Linked DNA regions of Homo sapiens: all the other regions are linked to region 1. Evidence: chromatin loops called from intact Hi-C (ENCODE). Cell type or tissue: endothelial cell of umbilical vein. All regions are shown on one strand. Region 1 overlaps KCNH5 (potassium voltage-gated channel subfamily H member 5). Region 2 overlaps RHOJ (ras homolog family member J). Region 3 has its middle 39 kb from the start of LINC00644. Region 4 has its middle 23 kb from the start of LINC00644.

Region 1 (5,000 bases):
AATGTATAAAAATAAAATCATTGTGCTTTAATTTTCCCCCAAATTTAAAAAATAAAAATAAATGCCAGCAGACCAAAAAGGGCTTACAGAAAAGATCAGGACAAAGGTTAACTTTTCCCCTCAATCCAAGTGAGTTGTTCGATTTTTAGTTAGATATGGCAACCTGAGGCTGGCCCTGCAGTCTCTAAAAATCTAAAACTCATTTTCCTCTTCTGCTGCATACTGCACAGGGCTGTAAGCTGCTCCCCAAGGCAAAACTCACTCAGAAGGTACTTAAGCAGGTAAGGATTGATTCCCAGGGATAAAACTCACCATCAATAACTGCTAACTGCAAAGTTGTTAAAATAATTTAGTTAGAATCTACAAATTTTTAAGCAGTTCTTTCTGGTATTAAATAGTCCAGCTTTCAAGCTCTTGACAACTGAAACAAAAATGGTAGAAAATATTTCAGCCGCACCTCAATTTGGAATAGGAAGTGAACATGGGATCCATTTCATATTCCTTTCTCATCCTCTCAGAAGTACCATCTGATTTGCCCTATGCAGTGTGGTTTCTGTTTTCAGATATATGCATTGATTAACTAAATAGTTTAAACTATGTAATTACTTATTCAAGCTCACTTAATAGATTTAATCAGCATTGGCTTGGGGAAAGAATTAATTATGGTCTTGGTTACTTTAGGAGACAAAAATCAAAAAAGCATTTATTCAACGAATACTTACTGCTATGTGCTCTGCACAGTGGAGGACATAAAAGTCTTTTTAAGATATGACCCATATCCTCAGGGAGCTTAGTTCATATACCAAAATTTTCATGACTTCCCAATTATATGTCCTTATATCTACAAGCTGTTATGATTATGCACATAAGCTCAGATCTCAAATTGCGTATCTTTTGAGATCCATATGACTTTGTACTTAATAGTTATATTTCTGTAATGGGACCAGACCCAAAGAGAGAGGGAAATCTATTTTCAATAAAATTTCCAATAGCTTTCTAACCACACTTTCTTTCTAAATTACTGTGCTCATTAATTTTCCTCTTTTTTCTTTTGTCAACCTAATATATCACAAAACTACTATCTAGAATGTATATAAATATGTCTCTTTACTAGGTAATAGTATCCACATATAACCAAACACTAAAATGATGTCTAAAATACACACTGATCTATGTGACAATAGTTATTACTGCCTCCATTTGATCAAATATATTTCAAGACTCAGCCTTTCTAATATATTAGTTTCTATATTATATAAAATAGGAATATTTAAATGATTCTTTTTAATTATCTTTAAATGATGAAAAGGACTCATGTCATGTATTATAAAGCTAGACTATTTAGTGGAAAATGCTGAGGATTTTTTTACATTCTGCTTTGCTATTGGTAAAGGAATTTGTTTCATAAATGTCCATTTTCTAGAATACTTTCTAGAACACTACTTTCTTTGACCTCAATTTCCACAACAATAATTGCCACTGGTTTTGGATTGTGATTTGTTATCCATGTTTATCTGATTCACAACACGTCTCTTGTATTTATAAAAGTACTTTAAGACATGTTTCAATTTTTCCCATTAAAACCAAAATTGTGTGGAACATTTCAAAGTATCTCTTGCTATATGGTTTCTAACCCACCAAAAAGAAAAAAGAATTGCCTTAAACCAAAATTCAGATTTACTGACTAAGAGGAAACAAAACCTCTTAAAACAGTCTACTCCCAATCCTGTCTTTTGGAGTTTAATAATTTAAAAAACTTTGAAAATATTATTTAATAATTTTAAACAATTTAGCTCTGTATTTAATTTTTAAAATTTGGGTAAAAATAAAATACTAGGATTACATAACATCCTGAGGAAGTAACTATAAATCTGTAAACTATCTTTTGATAAAATTAAAGCACTGTTATGAACTGATTCTACTTCACCAATTCAATATAAATTATATAAAGATGTCTCATAGAGAAAAAATCTGTTGAAGTGGCTCAATATGAAGCATTATGTACAGGTCATTTTTCTGCAAGACTTTATATTTCATATACTGTATGTATATGAAATGCTGAAATTGCGTATTACCATAAAATTTTATCTGCTAAAGAAAATGCTCTATTAGTCTAAAATGTATTTAAATCCATCTCTTTACAGAAACAATTTTTATCAGTATCACTTTCGTGTAGTTATAAAATGTTGATCACTGTCAACTAAAATAAATTCTAATAATTAATATAATACATACCTTTTTTCATTTAACTTTCCTGCATGTCTTACATTTTAGATATTTTCTTCCAAGAGCACCAACTAACTACATTGACTCCCTCCCAGTCAAATTTGGGGGGTGGCAAGCAAGGTGGGGGAAGGGGGAGGTGGGAGAACAGAAAAAGAGAAAAATATTAACTACTTGGTTCACCTGTGACAGAACCCAGAGTGACCTCTTGTGGTAAATACTAACTACAGTACTTTGGTGAACAGCACAACCTTTTCCTAGGCTACACTCTGGAGAATGCAGAAGCATTGTTCCTCCAAGCTAAGAAACTCGGCTGTGACTCACAAGGAAAGAAAAAGATAAACACTGACTAAACTAAAGGGCTTCTTTAGGAAATCTACTCAGTCGCTATCAATTAAAATAATCATAACTACGCCCTTCTATTAAAAATAATGTTTATATGATCCTTTTAGTAAGTCAGTTACAAGGTGCCTAGGTAGATGGATGTCTTACACATCCTACTTCTGGAATCAAGCAAAAGATAAACAAAGAGGGCAATTTCTAGTGAAGATAACAGTATCTTAGAATAAGCATCCCTCTATCAGCAATGTGCTGCATTCATTATATAACACAGTGTGGGAATCTAATGCAAGGGACAATCTTGTGGCTTATGTATAAATATAATTTAGGAAGTGGTCAGTATAATTTCAACCTCTTTGATATTTTAAATGTTAAAGTGGTACATTATAAGACCTGAGTAAACCAGTGCTTCAAAAACACTGTGTGGTTTTATCAGTATTTCCTGAATAGTGTCTTAGATATTAAAGAAAACCTTTCAAGAAAAAATGTCAATAACTTTATAACAACAACAACCAAAATAATGTCCATTTGTTTTCCATTATTTCTTTTAAATTGGCTAATTGTAAAAGTTATTATTCCTTTTTTGTTTTGTTTACAGATCACTAGTTCTGCTTCCTCTCTTATAGGTTTCTTTTAAGACCTCAGTTTGTACAAATGTCAATTCAGCATGAAAATAATTTTGGACTTTTCTACAAGTAAGAGATAGCTGAGTAAAAAAAGTGCTTGTGCAACCAGCTATCTCAAGCAGAATGAAAAATTGAGGATACTGAGTTTCTTCTCTTGAAAGGTAAGTGGTTCATAAAATACTACCTTCTCTGTTTTCTTCTTTCCTGAACCCCTTTTTTCCCCAAAAAGAAAAACACTTCTAGTTTTCCACAAAACTAAAATAAACTTCCAATTTGTCATAAAGCTTAAAATATTAAATAATAATAATTTCTAGTTAAAAGGTATTAATTTGTAGTTAAAATTTTCAAAATAGCAACCTAGCTTACTGTCACTCAAACTAATCATGTCTGCCTATTTGCTAAGGAATTGAAGACAACATATGAGTAAAATGTGCTGCCCAAAGACAAAATCAGGTTGAAGGTCTTTGAAATATTTTTTGTCTTTTGAATCTAAATTTTAACCTAAAAGTCCTAAAAACAGTTACTTTCTTCCAGATACTTAACCTCTACCCACAAGTTTATTGCTCCCTAGAGCCCAATTTAGATTAATAGTTTGCATAAATAATTGAAATTTAAATAAAGGAAGGTATCCTAATAATGTTCTAGACACAAATCTAGTCTGTAAGCCCTTGAGGCAGGGGCCTTCTGGGAGACATTGCTCAGCTGTAATGAACTCACCACATAGTCCTCTAAACCTTCCCTTACTAATGGCTTATTTTGATCGTACTAGCCAAAAGTTTGTCTAAGCCGTCCTATAGCATTTATACTTTAAACTTTACAACTTCTTAGAGTAATAATGTTCTCTATATTTACTAGAATCACATGCTAAGAATTATTATAATTCCTTTTGTCTAGAAATGATCTTATCTTTTATCTTTAAACTAAAAAGAATTCCTTGCTTCTTTTGAGATTTGGCTATAAAGGGTGTGTGTATCCATCCTACTCAATGGCCCTCATTATTTTATTTTATAGACTTTGAATCACCAGTAACAACTTGCAATGCTCGCTTATAACAGACTGAGTCAACTAAATAAGGAAAATAAAAATCCAGTCTCAAGAGGTGTGAAATAATAGCATAGGTTATAGTTGCCACTCTGGAGTACAGAATACAGTGCTGGTATTCTGGGAAACTGCATCTGAGGAGTTTGGAACTTTATTAAGAAATCCTCAGGTATAAAATTGATATTCAAATATGCCACACTTCTTGCTTTTTTGTTTCACATCATCAAAAAAATGTTCTGGTAAATTTGTAACTGGCTGAGATTTCAGTTCATTGGTGATACCCATGGACAAATAAATGTCTGACATTTTCTCTTTGTGTCCATTTCCCTTGCATGTCCCATAATCTCTCTCTCTCTCTCTCCCACCCCACCCCTTTCTCTCTGCTCTGTGTGTTTTGTTTTGTTTTGTTTCCTACATCTCTGTTTTGCTCCTTGTGTGCAAGACAGAGAAAAAGAGTTAGATTGCTTCCTCTCTGTCTGTAGGGTGGTGGACACACTTTACAGACAAATCCTAAAAAAGAAGAAGTAGGATATTCCTCTTTTCAGTTTTCTGGGTGGATGCCTGACCAGCTGAGTGTTTACCTATGTGACTGTGTATTATCTGGGTATCTCTCTATATCTATGTCTATGTTTGGCTGACTCTCACTGTAAGATCTGACCTTTTCATAAGAAGAAAATGGTATTGTATCAGAAAGAGCTTTTCTTGGGGTTCAGGTAAAAAGACAAGGCCAGCCTCTGTTTCTTCAATTGTTAAATAGATTGGGAGTGCTGG
Region 2 (5,000 bases), 240 kb after region 1:
GGGATTTTCAGGAGTAGGCAATTTGGGAGATTAGGGAGAAGTTTGCCCACATGACAGCTGCTTAGTAAAAGCAACCTCAGGACACAATCTTACTTCTCCCCAAATTATGAAAAAGAGAGCTGTAGGAACACTGAGAGTTGCAGTTGGAGTTTGCAAACATTTGGGTCTTATTACTACTCAGTTCAGAAAAAGTTAATTTCTGAATCAGCCCTGGCATCCAATAAGGGTAGGGAAATGCTTCCAGGACCAGCAGCTGTTGTTGATATGGGCTGGAGGACGGACTCTTTTACTGGATCATTAAAGTACTTACTATGTTCAAGACAATGGTCTAAGTGGCTGCAAATATTAACGTATTTTATTCTCATAACAACTCATAAGGCCAGCACTATTAGCCTCATTTTATGGATAAGGAAAGGGAGGCATGGAGAACTTACCCAGGATCACACCATAGTCACAAACCCAGAGAATTTCTACCCACCACCCATGTTCTTAAGCACCATGCTATGCACGCACACTATACATGGTGCCCACATTTTTCAAATTAAGCCTGATTTATGGGTGAATATGAAAATGAGACTTGTACCAAAAAATCTGAGATAAATGTCATTAAACCCAAGACTTGGAAGCAGAATTCTATTTCCAAATTAATGTGGGTATGGCGGGGTGGGAGGAGCTCAGCGCCTCTCTTTGCTGCTCAAAGTGTGGCCCCTGGACCCAGTAGCACTAGCATCACCTGGACATTTGCTAGAAATGCACATTCTTGGGCTCCATTCCAGTCCTGCTACTGAATAAGAATTTGCACTTTAGCCTGGGCAACATAGCGAGACCCTATCTCTACAACATTTTTTTAATTACCCAGGCGTGGTGTGCATACCTGTAGTCCCAGCTACTTGGGAGGCTGGAGAAAGGATCACTTGAGCCCAGGAGTTCAAGACTCCAGTGAACTATGATCAGTGCACTACAGTGTGAGCAGAAAGTGAGACCCAATCTCAAAACAAACAAACAAACAAAAACAAAATTACATTTTTAACAAGGTCCACAGGTGATGCAAATATATGTAGTGTCTAAGAAGTGCTATCTAGAAAATAATTTCACTTACCTGTGTCATGATGCAGCCTATAATATTTAGGGCCCAGGTGTTTGGCGCATCTGATGCTAACACTTTCTCTGAACTTTTCGTGTTTCATAATCACCCACAGTCACCCCAGAGCACCAGATCTGCCTTCAAACTGAACATGTTCTTGCCTTCAGGGTGAAGTTGGGCTAAAGGCACTCAAAGGCCTACTTTGCCCCAAATCCTTCCCTGCACTCCCCAATCCTAGCCTCTTTGTCTACTTTACCTCCAAAGCCCCATTTGAGCCTCTCTTTTAGATTAAAACGCTGTCTCTTCAAGAAGCAAATAAGCACCTGTTTTCCATTCTGAATTTCAGCATTAGAAAGGGCCTCAAATACCAACTAAACCACTTATCCACTTCTCGTAGCCGCTTGACATCATCTCCACCTGTTACCATCTAACCCAGGGCCAAAGCATGCTCCCTTGTGAAAAAATATTAAGTTACCAGCTGGCACAAATTCAACTCCCCCCAACCCCCAGTCCCAAGGGGACACTTTCTTTTATTAATCCTGACCCCTTTACCATATTTTATAGCTGTAGCCCAGGGTTAGCTCCCAATAGCCCAGGTGTGAGCCTTCTTTAAAAGTATTTTTGCTCTGTTGTCCTGGTTAAATTACTCCATCTGTCTAGACCTTTGTTTCTTAAACCATAAAACTGGCTCAGGGGAGAGGGAAGAACAGTCACCTGTGGTTCTGAAACTTGAGCTGCATCAGAATCACCTGGAGGGCTTGTTACAGCACTGATGGTGCAGCCTCTCCCCCAGTGCCTCAGCTTCGGTGGGGGGGGGCGGGGGCTGCGTGGCACCTGGGAATGTGTATTTCTAACAAGCTCCCAGGTGATGCCCATGCTGCTGGACTGAAGAGCGTAGTTTGGAAACCACTGCATTAGCTAATCTTTAAGGCCTTTTCTAGTGTTGGAATTGTATTTTCCCAATTCAGTCAGATAACTATTCTACATCATTCCATTTTGAGATTAGCCAGCAAAGAGTAAGAGAAACTTAACCTGTCTTACTTCCACATAAATCGAATAATTTCATGTATTTTCATTTTCTTTCCCCAACTGAATTGCCAATTCTTATTCACCTTATATAGTTCATACAGCATCCTCAACAGTGCTACGCATTCAGTAGGCACGAAATCTTTTTAAATGGAATGATACAGCAGGACTAAGGTTTCCACAGAAGAGAGATCCAGAATACAGAGCACGGTGAGCCCAGTGACTGACACTATCAAAAACGACTCAGCTGGAGGGCCAGGAGGGTAAATGATCAGAAACAGACTTCTCTCACCTGCCCCACCTACAGTCAACCCAGCAACCCATGGTCTTCCAACTTTTCCATAATGTAAATAGAAATCCTTTGATAGCCACTGGGTTAAAAAATCAGACAAGCATACTCCTTTCCGACTATTAACAACAGTTATTTGTTCCTACCCAATCTAGTTGTGACATTTCTCCTGATGATGTTTTGCTTTGGTTTTTGGCTTTGAAGTTTTAAATATACAGTGTTGCTGCCATCCAGTGGTAATCTGAAGCAGATGCAGGCCATCAAATAGATGATCCATCCTGTGGTCAAACATTTTGATTGCTGGGTAACATATGAGTCAAGATTCCTAGATAAGTGAGTTAAGAAAATGCTTAATCTGTCACTTTAAATTCTGAGCTGCAGAAAACAGTGTGGTCACAATTGAGAGCCAGAGCTGGATTTAGGCTAAATACCCCATCCTGGTATTTATGAACTCTGTAACATTGGCCCATCATGGAACTTCTCTAAACCTTAACTTCCTCTTCTATGAAATGTGAATGTTGATGGTACCATCCTTCCAGTTCCATCAGGAGGATGCAATGAGAACATACATAAGAGTTTGAAACAATGGCTGACCTTTAGCAATAACCCCTTGGGTGCATCCTCCATTAATGTTGGAGATGATAGTGAAGTACAGCCGTGTTCTCAACTCCAGGTCCACCCCAAACCAATTAAGTCAGAACTCCCAGATACGCAGGCCCACTCTCCAGAGATTCTAATTTAGCTGGTTCCAGAGTAGAAAAGGGGGTGGAGCAAGGAGTTGATTAGCAGAGCTTCAGGATGGTTTAAAAGCTCCCCAGGTGATTCTAATAAAAGTCACTGCAATAAATGGCCCACAGAAGTGCCACGTGTTCATTTGCAGGTCACTGTAGAGGTCATTTCTTCCAGTCTGTCAATAGCATTTATTGAATATTTACTGCGGAAAGAGTACCTGTAGGGATGAGAAAAAAATCAACATGGTCCCTACTCCATTTATGACAATCCAGATGGGAGCATGCAGTGGCAGAGGGCAGGTGGTGTGGTGAACAGCTGTAGATTATAGCCTGGGAAGGAGACTTCTTGGCTCACGGGCCTTACAGCTGCTCTTTAAGGGAACACTCCAGAGAGAAAAGAGAGAAGTGGGGAGACCATGGAAGAGGAGGTTTGTTTTTCAGAGCTAGTTGTGTAAAGAGGAGAGGGTAGTGCCAAGAATTTAGCTATCCCTTTCTCCACTGCCTCACCAGCTACACAAACACACACACACACACACACACACACACACACACAGACATAGGCACAACTTGGCTGAGATGCAACCCAGTAGACCTGGCACAACTTCCCAGTATGACCAGTGATTATTCAGCTGTGCACCCAACTCCCAATTATTGACTAGAAATGTGGTAAATTAGCCACAATAGTGGGGGTTTTTTTTGTTTTGGGTTTATTTTTTAGGATTTTACTTTTCAGCATCATTGCCCTCTTGCTTTGCATTTTGCATTAGGTACCTAAAACCTGTGCTTAAGTTTTAATAGTAGTAGCAGTAGTGGCCACATATACTGAGTCCCGTGTTCTGCATACTCTGAGTAGCTAAACAATAGATCAATGCATGCCCACCAACAGGAGTGGACCATACTTAACATTCTAAGGTACTTCCTTTCAGTCTCATGTGTATGTAGTGTGCACATGTGTGTACTTCCTTTTCTGGTCTTTTTTAAAATTTTTTTTATTATACTTTAAGTTCTGGGATACATGTGCAGAACGTGCAGGTTTGTTACATAGGTATACACGTGCCATGGTGGTTTGCTGCACCCATCAACCCGTTATCTAATAAATATATTATTAGAGTCAATAGAAAGGTTGATATTAAAAATATATCCATGATATATTGTTTTAAAAAACACAAGTGGCACAACAATATGAACAATTTAATCAATTTGTTTTTAAACTAAACATGTGTATGTGGTATACATACATAAATATAAAATGGGCCAGGTATGGTGACTCACGCCTATCATCCTAGCACTTTGGCGGGGGCTGAGGCAGGAGGATTGCTTGAGCCCAGGAGTTCAAGACCAGCCTGGGCAACACAGTGAGACCCCCATCTCTACAAAAAAAATAAAAATTGGCTGGGTGTGGTGGCATGTGCCTGTAGTCCAAGCTACTTGGGAGGCTGAAGTGGGAGTATCGCTTGAGCCCGGCAGTCTGAAGCTGCAGTGAGCCATGATCACGCCATTGCACTCCAGCCTGGGCAATAGATTGAGACTCCATCTCAAATAATAAAATAAAGTAAAATAAAATGTTTGGAAGGACAATGTTTAAGCAGTAGCTCCCTCTGGGGAGAGGAAATACTATTAGACATCATATCAGGGATGAAAACAAGCTTTCACTTCAACTCTGTGTACTTCTTCAATGTTTGCATTTTTGCAATGAGCACATACATGTTTTGTAAGTTTCTGAAATGTTTCATGAAGAGTAGTCATGCCCCTAATAAATGAGTTAATTATTTATTAACCCATCTCTATGAATACATGTATATCATAGGTGTGAACATATAAGTTTAGTTGCACATATAGTATACACACATATATAGTGCACACACATCAT
Region 3 (5,000 bases), 860 kb before region 1:
TGCACTGCTCCTTTTACATGCTCTTCCTCCTCTTTCAAGTCCTTAGAAAGGATTTAATGTATTTAGAAGAAATGACACAAACAAATGAAAAAACATTCCATGCTCTTGAATAAGAAATCTCAATATCATTAAAATGGCCTTACTGCCCAAAGCAATTTACAGATTCAATGCTATTCCCATTAAACTACCATTGACATTCTTCACAGAACTAGAGAAAACTATTTTAAAATTTATATGGTACCAAAAAGGAGCCCATATAGTCAATGCAATCCTAAGCAAAAAGAACAAAGCTGGAGGCATCATGCTACCCAACTTCAAACTATACTGCAGGGCTACAGTAACCAAAACAGCATGGTACTGGTACAAAAACAGACACATTGACCAATGAAACAGAATAGAGAACCCAGAAATAAGGCCACACACCTACAACCATCTGATCTTCAACAAACCTGACAGAAAAAAGTAATGGGGAAAGGATTCCCTATTCAATAAATAGTGCTGGGAGAACTGGCTGGCCATATGCAAAAAGTTGAAGCTGGACCCCTTCCTTATATCATATACAAAAGTTAACTTAAGATGGGTTAAAGACTTAAAACTATGAAAACCCTGGAAGGCGACCTAGACAATACCCTTCAGGGCATAGGCACAAATAAAGATTTTATGACAAAAGATGCCAAGAGCAAATGCTACAAAAGCAAAAGTTGACAAATGGAATCTAATTAAACTAAAGAGCTGCTGCACAGCAAAAGAAACTATCAACAGAGTAAACAACCTACAGAATGGGAGAAAAATTTTGCAAACTATACACCTGATAAAGGTCTAATATCCAGCATCTATAAGGAACTTAAATTTACAGGAAAAAACAACCCCATTAATAAGTGGGCAAAGGACACTTTGAAGAACAGACATTTCTCAAGACATACATGCAGCCAACAATCACCTGAAAAAAAAAACTCAACATCACTGATCATTAGAGAAATGCAAATCAAAACTACAATGAAATATAATTTTACAACAGTCAGGATGACTACTAAAAAGCCAAAAAAATAACAAATGCTGGTGAGGTTGTGGAGAAAAATACTTTTACACTTTTGGAGGGAGTGTAAATTGGTTCAACCATTGTGGAAGACAGGGTGGCAATTCCTCAAAGACCTAAAGATAGAAATACCATTTGACCCAGAAATCCCATTACTGGATATATACCCAAAGGAATATAAATCATTCGATTATAAAGACACATGTATGTGTATGTTTATTGCAGCATGATTCACAATAGGAAAGACATGGAATTAACCTAAATGCCCATCAATGATAGACTGGATAAAGAAAACATGGGACATATACACCATGGAATACTCTGCAGCCATAAAATGAGATCATGTTCTTTCCAGGAACATAGATGGAGCTGGAGGCCATCGTATTAGTCCATTCTCTTGCTGCTATAAAGAACTGCCCAAGACTGGGTAATTTATAAAGGAAGAGGTTTAATTGACTTACAGTTCCACATGGCTAGGGAGACCTCCCATGTGGGGAGGAAACTTACGATCATAGCAGAAGGGGAAGCAAACATGTTCTTCACATTGCAGTAGGAAGGAGAATGAGAGCTAAGCAAAGAAGGAAGCCCTTTATAAAACCATCAGATCTTGTGAGAATTTACTATCATGAGAATAGCATGGGGGAACCACCCACATGATTCAGTTACCTCCCACCGAGTCCCTCCCATGACACATGGGGATTATGGGAACTATAAGATGAGACTTGGGTGAGGACACAGCCAAACCGTATCAGCCATTATCCTTAGCAATCTAACACAGGAACAGGAAACCAAATACTGCATGTTCTCACTTATAAGTGGGAGCTAAATGATGAGAACACATGGACACAAAGAGGGGACGAACACACACTGGGGCCTGTCAGAGCATGAAGGGTGAGAGGAGGGAGAGGATCAGAAAAAATAATGGAGAGTATGCTTAATACCTGGGTGATGAAATAATCTGTACAACAAACCCCCATGACACATGGTTGCCTATGTTGACAAACCTGCACATCCTGCATATGTACCCCTGAATTTAAAAGTTAAAGGACTATAATGAGAAAAAAATCAATGTCCCTGTCCTAATCTGATACCACTGGGTCCCTGGATATGACAGAAACAAAGACAAAAGGCTAGGGATCATGAGGAAAGGGTGAAGATAACCCCTACTTCATAGATTTCTCTAGGACCAGCTCCTGTGTACCACATTCATCGATTTCTAATGAAAATGAAAGAAAAATTACTAGAACGTGCATCTTCCTTGGGTAGCTAATAATCATTTTGACACATCACAAGGTAAACTCTTTTTTTGGAAGATGCAAAGATATTTTAGACAATATCTCTGCCCTCAACTTCTCATTGCCCTGCTCTCTGTCCTCTCATGACATAGATTTAAATTCAGCACGGGCAGGAGTCTCATCTCAATCATCTTTTTATCTCCTTCCCTAGATTAGGGTGCAGAAGGTTCACAATAAATGCTTGTGAAATACATGCTTGATGGCCCCGTGGTTCAGCTCTGGTATGAGTAAGTTGGAGTCTGGGTTCCTGGAGATGTCCCAAAGCACCAAATGCCTCAAGCCCAGCTGCTGTCATCTTGTTAGCAAGGATGAATATGCAACAGCAGGTGGCAGCAAACCTTTGCATTTGCTCTTCTCTTGGTAGCAATAAGTGTCTCAGCCAAATTGTGTTATGGCTCACAGGTGTCCTGCTTTTTCCACTTGGTGCCTTTTGGATCTAGTTTGCTGAGAAATGCAGCTCCACGAACAATATCCTCAGCACCTCTTTCAGAATAAACTAGATTTCAGTAGAAGGAGTTCAATTTGAATTAAAGTGAGCCAACCTGCCTTGCCAGCTGTTGCCCTTGCAGACTCTGTGTGCCAGTAACGGCAGCCACCTGGGGAGATGCCCTTCCTGGGAAAGCGCTGCTGCTGCAGTTGTGCCCTTTGCCTCAGCAGTCCATTAAAAACTGTTTTGCAGAGAAGGCGACTGGGAGGTATGACAGGTTGATTATACATTGAGGTGGACTAGGATAGCCTATCTTATGTCTGATAGGCCAACACATTTAGCAATAGTGTCCCCTTACACTCTCAAAGTGTTCTTGCTTGGGTGGAGGCTAAGTTGTATGGTCATGAGTGGCTCATGTTTCCATCTGGGTCCTCAGCTGTGTAAGAAGGGAATTGAAAGGAATCTGAAGCAATTGCCTTGATGAGTATCTGAGATTTGAGAGGTGAGAGGTAGAAGGAGGAAGTGGGATTCATGGAGGAGAACTTTGGGGCTTGGGTAAACTCTTTTTCTTCCCTTGTCTTCTGAAGCTGGATGGCTTTGTGGCCAAGTTGCAAAGGAAGTGGTACATTTATCCAGTCCTCCAACAGGCTCCACAGACTTTCTTGTCCTTCTGAAGACATCCTAGGTATCATACTTCACATCTACAGGAATGTGCTTTCTAATGGGCAGCATTTGGCCACTAGGTAGCTTTTAGGCAAGGGCCCTGCTGAACCTAATTAGAACACACAGAAAATTCCCATGGTAAATTGACATTAGACAGTGAAGGTGGGCAGCAGTGTGTGTGTGGGTGGGGGTGGTCGGGGGCAGGGTCATAGGGATGAGGATCTAGTTTTGGCAGGAACTTGAGCTAGCTTCAGGACCCCAACAAAACCCAGTTGTACGTGGTGGGTGATGCTCTAAGAGGTGGTGTAGCATAGTGGGTAATATGGTCCACTTCGAAGGTAGAAAAGAGTAAGCTGGCTTCAGACTCTGCCATTTCTTCATTGCATGAACATGGGTAAACACTCAATTCCTCAGGGTCCTCATTTCTAAAATGGGTCTAGTAACGCCCACACTCACAGTACATACTCTACACATGGTAAATCATGAATAAATTGTTATAGATGATTTCATAGGAAAACTGAAATAATCTGTGGTTATTTTTCTGCATATGTAAAATTAAGGGTCTTTATACTTACTTATTTTAGTTTTTGATGAAGACACATTACAGTTATTTTCATAATTAATGTTAAAGAGAAATAGTTCTAAACCTAGGAATTAAAACTTGGACATTGGCCTTGGCTCTGGCATTAACTAATTATATCACCTTTTACAGGTTGCTTAACTTCTGCAGGCTTTACTCCTTTATGCAGGTGAGAAGTATAGGGCCTGATGCTTGCTTCTGTGCCTTTGACACTAACAGCCTTAGATTTCCCAAGATTTGCCTTTACACAGTGTAATGCAGTGCTCTATCCCCTACATTGGCTGGCTGGTTGAGTCTATTAGAGGCTGAGGTTTGAAAGGCTGGGGTCATAGGCTTGATTCCACAATGGCCTAGTTAGTTGTGTTTCAAGGTTGTTTCAAGTCATCTCTCTGACCTCAGCCATATGTTCTGTGAGCACAAAGAAGGACACTTTCACAAATATGGGGTATTCAACCATGCCATCATGACTACTACAAGGGGACAAAAAGATGAAGGGGTCACCTACGCTGAAGGTCAATCAAATTGCCCAGGTGTGAAAAGAACAGTATCATCTTCCAGGGATCCTTTACCATGGTGGTCACCTCCTGCTAATTACTGCCTGTTTTATAACAATTTGCTAAAATAAGTCATATGGAAATTTGATTAAATTTTAGGATCTTAAATTGCCTTAAAATAATTCTTTCATTAATGGCAAGGTACTTGTTGGAAGAAACAAAACACATCAGAAACAAGATTTATGACCACTTAAGAAATCTGTTAAAATTTTTTTTTTTAATGGACTCCAGCTCTTGGTGCTATTTGCATGCTATTGGAATGCAGAGATGGTGAATCAGAGCCTAAATCCGGGCTCCGAGCAGATCGAGGTGGGAGAGCTTTTAACTAGAATTAGAACCTTCTCTTCTAAGAGACTTTCTGCAGGCAGGAAGTCATTTGCCCAGGGTATTGGTTCTCCTGCTGTGGTGTTGGTGAGAGTCCTTTAGGGCTCTGCAAGAGGGACCT
Region 4 (5,000 bases), 880 kb before region 1:
AATACGTATTTGTTGAATAAATGAATAGGAGCAGCTGATTAGCATGTCTCAATTTAATATCCTGGTATTTTTGGTAACTATGAAATTGTGGCAGTGGTAGATGCTGTGATACTTAAAAATAGTCTTTACAAATTATTAAAATTTTAAAAATTTGTAAAAAGGCCTCCCTCCTGTTGCCATGTAAAAAGTTGGTAACTTCATGGTAACTTGATCTGTGTTGCAGTTTATAATTGCAGCCTTCACTCCCTTAGCAGTGTTTGTACTCAGGAAGCTCATCGTCAGTGACTTCTATCTTCTTCTCAGCTCTAGTAGTATACAACATCTAATCATGGTCAATTAATACTTGATGGCTTCCTTCAGGACTCTAGATGCTGAAATTACTGCTCAGAGCTGAGAGTGGCTTTCCCAACATGCAACATCCATAGACAAAGCAAATGTTAAGATCCCCGACAGGCTATATTGCAAGAATGGGAAATTGAACAATTCCATGGCCGGTAAAAAGAAGACTGGCAACCTTTATAATACAAAAGGGAATATGGAATGTGACTAAGTGTGGTGTTAAACATTAAAATGACACCATCAAGAAGGACAGAAAGCACCAATGATAAGAATAAAGGGGAACAAAAATTTGGGCAAAATTTGGAACAAAATAAAGGGGAACAAAATTTTTTTTTCTTCCCCCTCTCCTCTAGTGTTTGAGGCCTGATGTGATCCAGTCAATTCCTTTATCCACCTGGGTTGTCTTATTGACCTCTTTGATGTTTTCCCTGCTGGCACTGAGGATGTTGCTGTAGTGCTGGAAAGGGCTTACTTTCGTTAACCAGTTCCCTCCCAGTTAGAACGGCTGTCCTACCTACACGTTAAGTTCATGTCCCAGGAATTGCCGAGCACTAAACTTTCATTTGTATGCTGACTGATCAATATGTCTGACGTGAATATAAGAGAGAATGAAAATCTCCATTCCAGGTATTCAGTGGAATACAATGGTGGACAAGTTTTCAAAAAATTGGGGAGGAAAGATTTCCTTTGGACTTGGAAGGGGAGTAGAGGTCTATGCAGCCCAGAAAAGAGCAGGCAGGTATACAGTGCTTAGACGGTTGTGGGAGGCAGGACAGCAGCTTTTGGGAGCTTTGGCTATATAAAATATTTCCATTCCCTGAAACAGCTAGATCTGAAGAGGGTAAACCAAGCTGAAACAGGGCTCTTCTTTCCTAAACCAGAGGAGGCCTCCCTGCCTGTTGCCACTACCTAAGGTCCTGGGACTGCTTTGCCACAGCTGTGTGAGTATGTGTGTGTATGTATGTGTATGTGTGCATGTGTGTGCGTGTGTGTGTGCATGTGTGCACATGTGTGTGTGCCCCCACTGATGACTGAGATTGAATTCTCCCCACTGTGGTATTATTTTGGGTGCAGGTGAGTGCTTAGAGCTGCAGTGGAGTGGTTTGTCTTTATAAACTCTTTGTTATATTACTGTGTTTATTTCTGTTAGAAAAACACAATTCAATAATAACATGATGTTTATGGTGGAAAACCTAAAAAATATAGGGTAGAAAAAAGAAGAATATAGAAATGACTTTTTTTTTTTTTGAGATGGAGTTTCGCTCTTGTTGCCCAGGCTGGAGTACAAGGGCGCGATCTCAGCTCACTGCAACCTCCGCCTCCTGGGTTCAAGTGATTCTCCTGCCTCAGCCTCCCGAGTAGCTGGGATTACAGGCATGCACCACCACACCCGGCTAATTTTGTATTTTTAGTAGAGATAGGGTTTCTCCATGTTGGTCAGGCTGGTCTTGAACTCCCAACCTCAGGTGATCAGCCCGCCTCAGCCTCCCAAAGTGGCAGAAGTACAGGCGTGAGCCACCGCGCCCGGCCTAGAAATGACTTTTAATCCACCACTCAATCACTATCTGTATTTTGATATATATATTTCCCCTCCTCTTTCTCTTCTTTTTCTCTTTCCCTTCCTAAAGCAAAATGATAGTGGACATACTGGCCTTTTTTTTTTTTTTTTTTTTTGTAAAACCTGGCTTTTACACACACACACTCACACATGCACACACACACAATCACTTTATATATTTGTGGTGACAACTTTCTAAGTCATTAAATATTCTTCTACAATACTATTTTTGGTGATTATAAAATGTTACACAATCCATTCAACAAGTTCTCCATTGTTGAACATGATTATTAGTTCAGATTTTTGCCGTTACAAATATCTCTCTGATAAGAAATGTATAAATCTGTTTGTGCATCCATTAATTAATTTTGAATACATCCATCATTTCACAAACTTTAGAATTTACAGGTCTGTAATGTCTCATGCTTTCTAGTGGTTTGTTGATTCCAGTTTGGGAATAAATTTCATTGAATACATTCCTGAAAGGGGGCATTGCCAGCTCAAAAGGGACCCAAAATGGTAAAGTTTTCCACATTACTCCAGAGAACCACTTTCCAACGTGCAATTGTGTGATTCTAGGATTCTGTGGTCAGGTTCTCTTTCTGGGTGACTTGCTGCAGCACAAGCCATTCTACTCTAGATGGCGATGTTTCATTAGTTTAAAAGCCTGCTCTGCCGTGGAACAGATGCATAACAATCGTTTTCCCAATTACCTGTGGATCTACTAAAACTTAGAAGAGAGACAACAATGGGGATACAGTAGTCACATAACTTTCGTCTAAAAGGCATTATTTATTCAAGGCCAAGAATCAACGAGTCCTACCCTGGCGTTCGCCCTTTGTGACATTAATCTTAGGAAAGTGGTAACTATTTACAAGGGTGCAGGATGTTGCAGATCTTGAAGCTTGAAAAGATGAAAATAAACCCCCATAGATGAAGTTCTTGTCTTGTCCCTTACCCTTGCACACTTACTCTCAATTTCTCAGGTCAACCTGGCAGGGGGATACCCTCACTTTCCCTCCTCATCCCATGACTCTCCAGTGGATTTTCTATCCCTGGGTTCTTTCTGATTTGTGGGCATGGGAATATTCACTGTTCTGAGGACAGGTCTGGTGGTGTGTCCTGCAAACCTCTCACTCACCTCTCTTCCTGTACCCAGTCTCTCTCCTGCATAAACGGAACAGGATTTGAATCTGAACACAAAAGCTTCTGGATGAGTGGCCACCCTTCAGGCAGCCCAAAGCCTCCTTATAGCACTGAAGAAACACTTTTGAGAGACATAGGTAGGAATCTTGTCACTCTTTTGGGCTGATCACTATGAGAAAATTCTACAGAGACTTTGTTCACCTGGCAAACTACTGTGCATCTTTTAAGACTCAATTCAACTCACATGTCTCATCTTCTGCAGAGCACCTCTAAGTCCAGAGACAGTAGGTTTTTCCTTTGTGCTCTCAAACACATTCATTCATTCTTTTTTCAAAATTATTTATTGAGTGCTAACTATAGTTGGGGTATACTACAAGCAAGACAGACAGGGCTGCTGCTTTTTCATAGTTCAGAACCAAATGAAATGCCATTTAATTACCAAAAATATTTTTGACAAGAATCATGAAGAACAAGTACAGGTGTTTTAAATCCTTGTGGAATTTAAATACCTACAGAATTTAAAACAACGCAGGTTGGGAAGCCAAGAATGACCAGAAGTTAATGAGGTGACGGCAGAAGGGCAAGAGAGTCGGGCAGGAAGGAAAGCCATGCACACAGGGCCCCAGGAGGGAGGAATTGAGTACATGTGAGAAACAGGGTGGGCCCAGGACAGTCAGTGCCTAATGGAGAGAGGCATGAGATGAGGCTAGAGATAATCTCCCACAGCCTATAGGCTGTACTGTGGACTTTGCATTTATCTAAGAGCATTTGGGAAACTATGCAGAGGTTTAAAATAAGAACGTGATGGGATCCAATTTGAGTTAGATAAGCTCACTCTGGCAGATATGTGGAGAACAGTTCAGTGTACAGATGCTGGGAGACTAGTTGGGAAGCTATGCCACCTTCCAGGCATAAGGTTTTAGTGCTGGTGGAGATAAAAGGGATGGATTTGAGACATAAGTAGGAGGTAGAGGAGCCATGAGGTAGTAACTAGTTATATGAAGAGTGAAGGAGAGGGAATAATCAAGGATGGCACCCAAGTCTGTGGCCTCAGTAAGTAATTGAGTTTATTAAGACCATGGGCAACTGGAAGAGAAGCAGATATGGGTACAATTTCATGATGTCAGTTTTGGACAAGTAGCATGGAAAAGCCTGAGAAATATCCAAGTAGTATTGTCAAATATATAGATTTGGGGTCTGGAAGAAAGTCAGGTGGGAAAGTTGTCCTTAAAGTGTGATCCCTAGAGCAGCAGTGTCACCTGGGAACTTATTAGAAATGCACGTTTCTGATTCACTGGAATCAGAAGTGGGAGCACAGCCCAGCAATCTGAGTGTTAACAAGTTCCCCAGATGATTCTGATTCATGCTAAAGTTTGAGAACTACTAGCATATATCTCCAACATTTAGAAGCTGTGTAGAGGAGGATGCATAATCAAAGAATCCCAAGCAATGATGAGAGGTGTAGGAGGAAAGCTGAGGAAGTATAGAGTCACAGAAACCTAACGAGAGAGAGGTCAACTGTGTGGAGGGCTGCTGTGAGGTCAAATAAAATGAAGACTGACATGGGTCCACTGGCTTAACAGTTGGTGGTCATAGCTTCAGCAATTATGGGGGAACCGTGGGGCGAGCAGCCTGTTGAGTGTGCGTTAAGGAAGGAGAGGAAGATGGAGAAATGGGGTGCTACATTTCTCTTTGATAAACCTGTCTTAGAACAGGAAATGAAAGGTGGGTGGTAATTTGACAGAAAATGTGAAGTTGGACATTTTTTATAAAGAATGTATGCTTTCTAAGCAAATGTATAGAAAAGTGCACAAATCACAATTATGAGGCTCAACTTAGACAAGTTGGTGACCAAACTCAATCACAAAAATGGAGAGTGACAGGAGATGGTGTCCTTTGCCTGGAGCACAGCCCTCCTCTGCGTACAGCTACACCATTCCAAGCCTGCTGTCTACAG

Evidence for each region. Hi-C counts contacts between places; a loop is a spot of excess contacts. Peaks named below come from ENCODE experiments on the same cell type or tissue, not always from the same donor. Only the 100,000 strongest peaks of a DNase experiment are listed, where the experiment ranks them.
Region 2: it touches region 1 in a loop (4-fold over the local background); 13 of 110 quality-filtered maps call a loop at or near these places.
Region 3: it touches region 1 in a loop (7-fold over the local background); 27 of 110 quality-filtered maps call a loop at or near these places.
Region 4: it touches region 1 in a loop (8-fold over the local background); 23 of 110 quality-filtered maps call a loop at or near these places.

Annotation. Positions count from the first base shown.
Region 1 is chr14:63,037,548-63,042,547 of GRCh38, forward strand. The region is part of intron 1 of KCNH5 (potassium voltage-gated channel subfamily H member 5); the gene reads right to left. Among named protein-coding and RNA genes, the nearest start is that of KCNH5, 5.4 kb to the right of the region's middle. In endothelial cell of umbilical vein, no CTCF peak of the experiment used is centred here; a DNase peak (open chromatin) is centred at 2,484; H3K27me3 peaks cover 448 bases.
Region 2 is chr14:63,274,319-63,279,318 of GRCh38, forward strand. All of the region lies in intron 2 of RHOJ (ras homolog family member J), which reads left to right. Among named protein-coding and RNA genes, the nearest start is that of GPHB5, 42 kb to the right of the region's middle. In endothelial cell of umbilical vein, a CTCF peak has its summit at 2,647 (motif pointing left); a DNase peak (open chromatin) is centred at 2,603.
Region 3 is chr14:62,176,919-62,181,918 of GRCh38, forward strand. No RefSeq gene overlaps it. Among named protein-coding and RNA genes, the nearest start is that of LINC00644, 39 kb to the left of the region's middle. In endothelial cell of umbilical vein, a CTCF peak has its summit at 2,652 (motif pointing right); a DNase peak (open chromatin) is centred at 2,663; H3K27me3 peaks cover 412 bases.
Region 4 is chr14:62,160,641-62,165,640 of GRCh38, forward strand. No RefSeq gene overlaps it. Among named protein-coding and RNA genes, the nearest start is that of LINC00644, 23 kb to the left of the region's middle. In endothelial cell of umbilical vein, a CTCF peak has its summit at 2,531; a DNase peak (open chromatin) is centred at 2,581; H3K27me3 peaks cover 40 bases.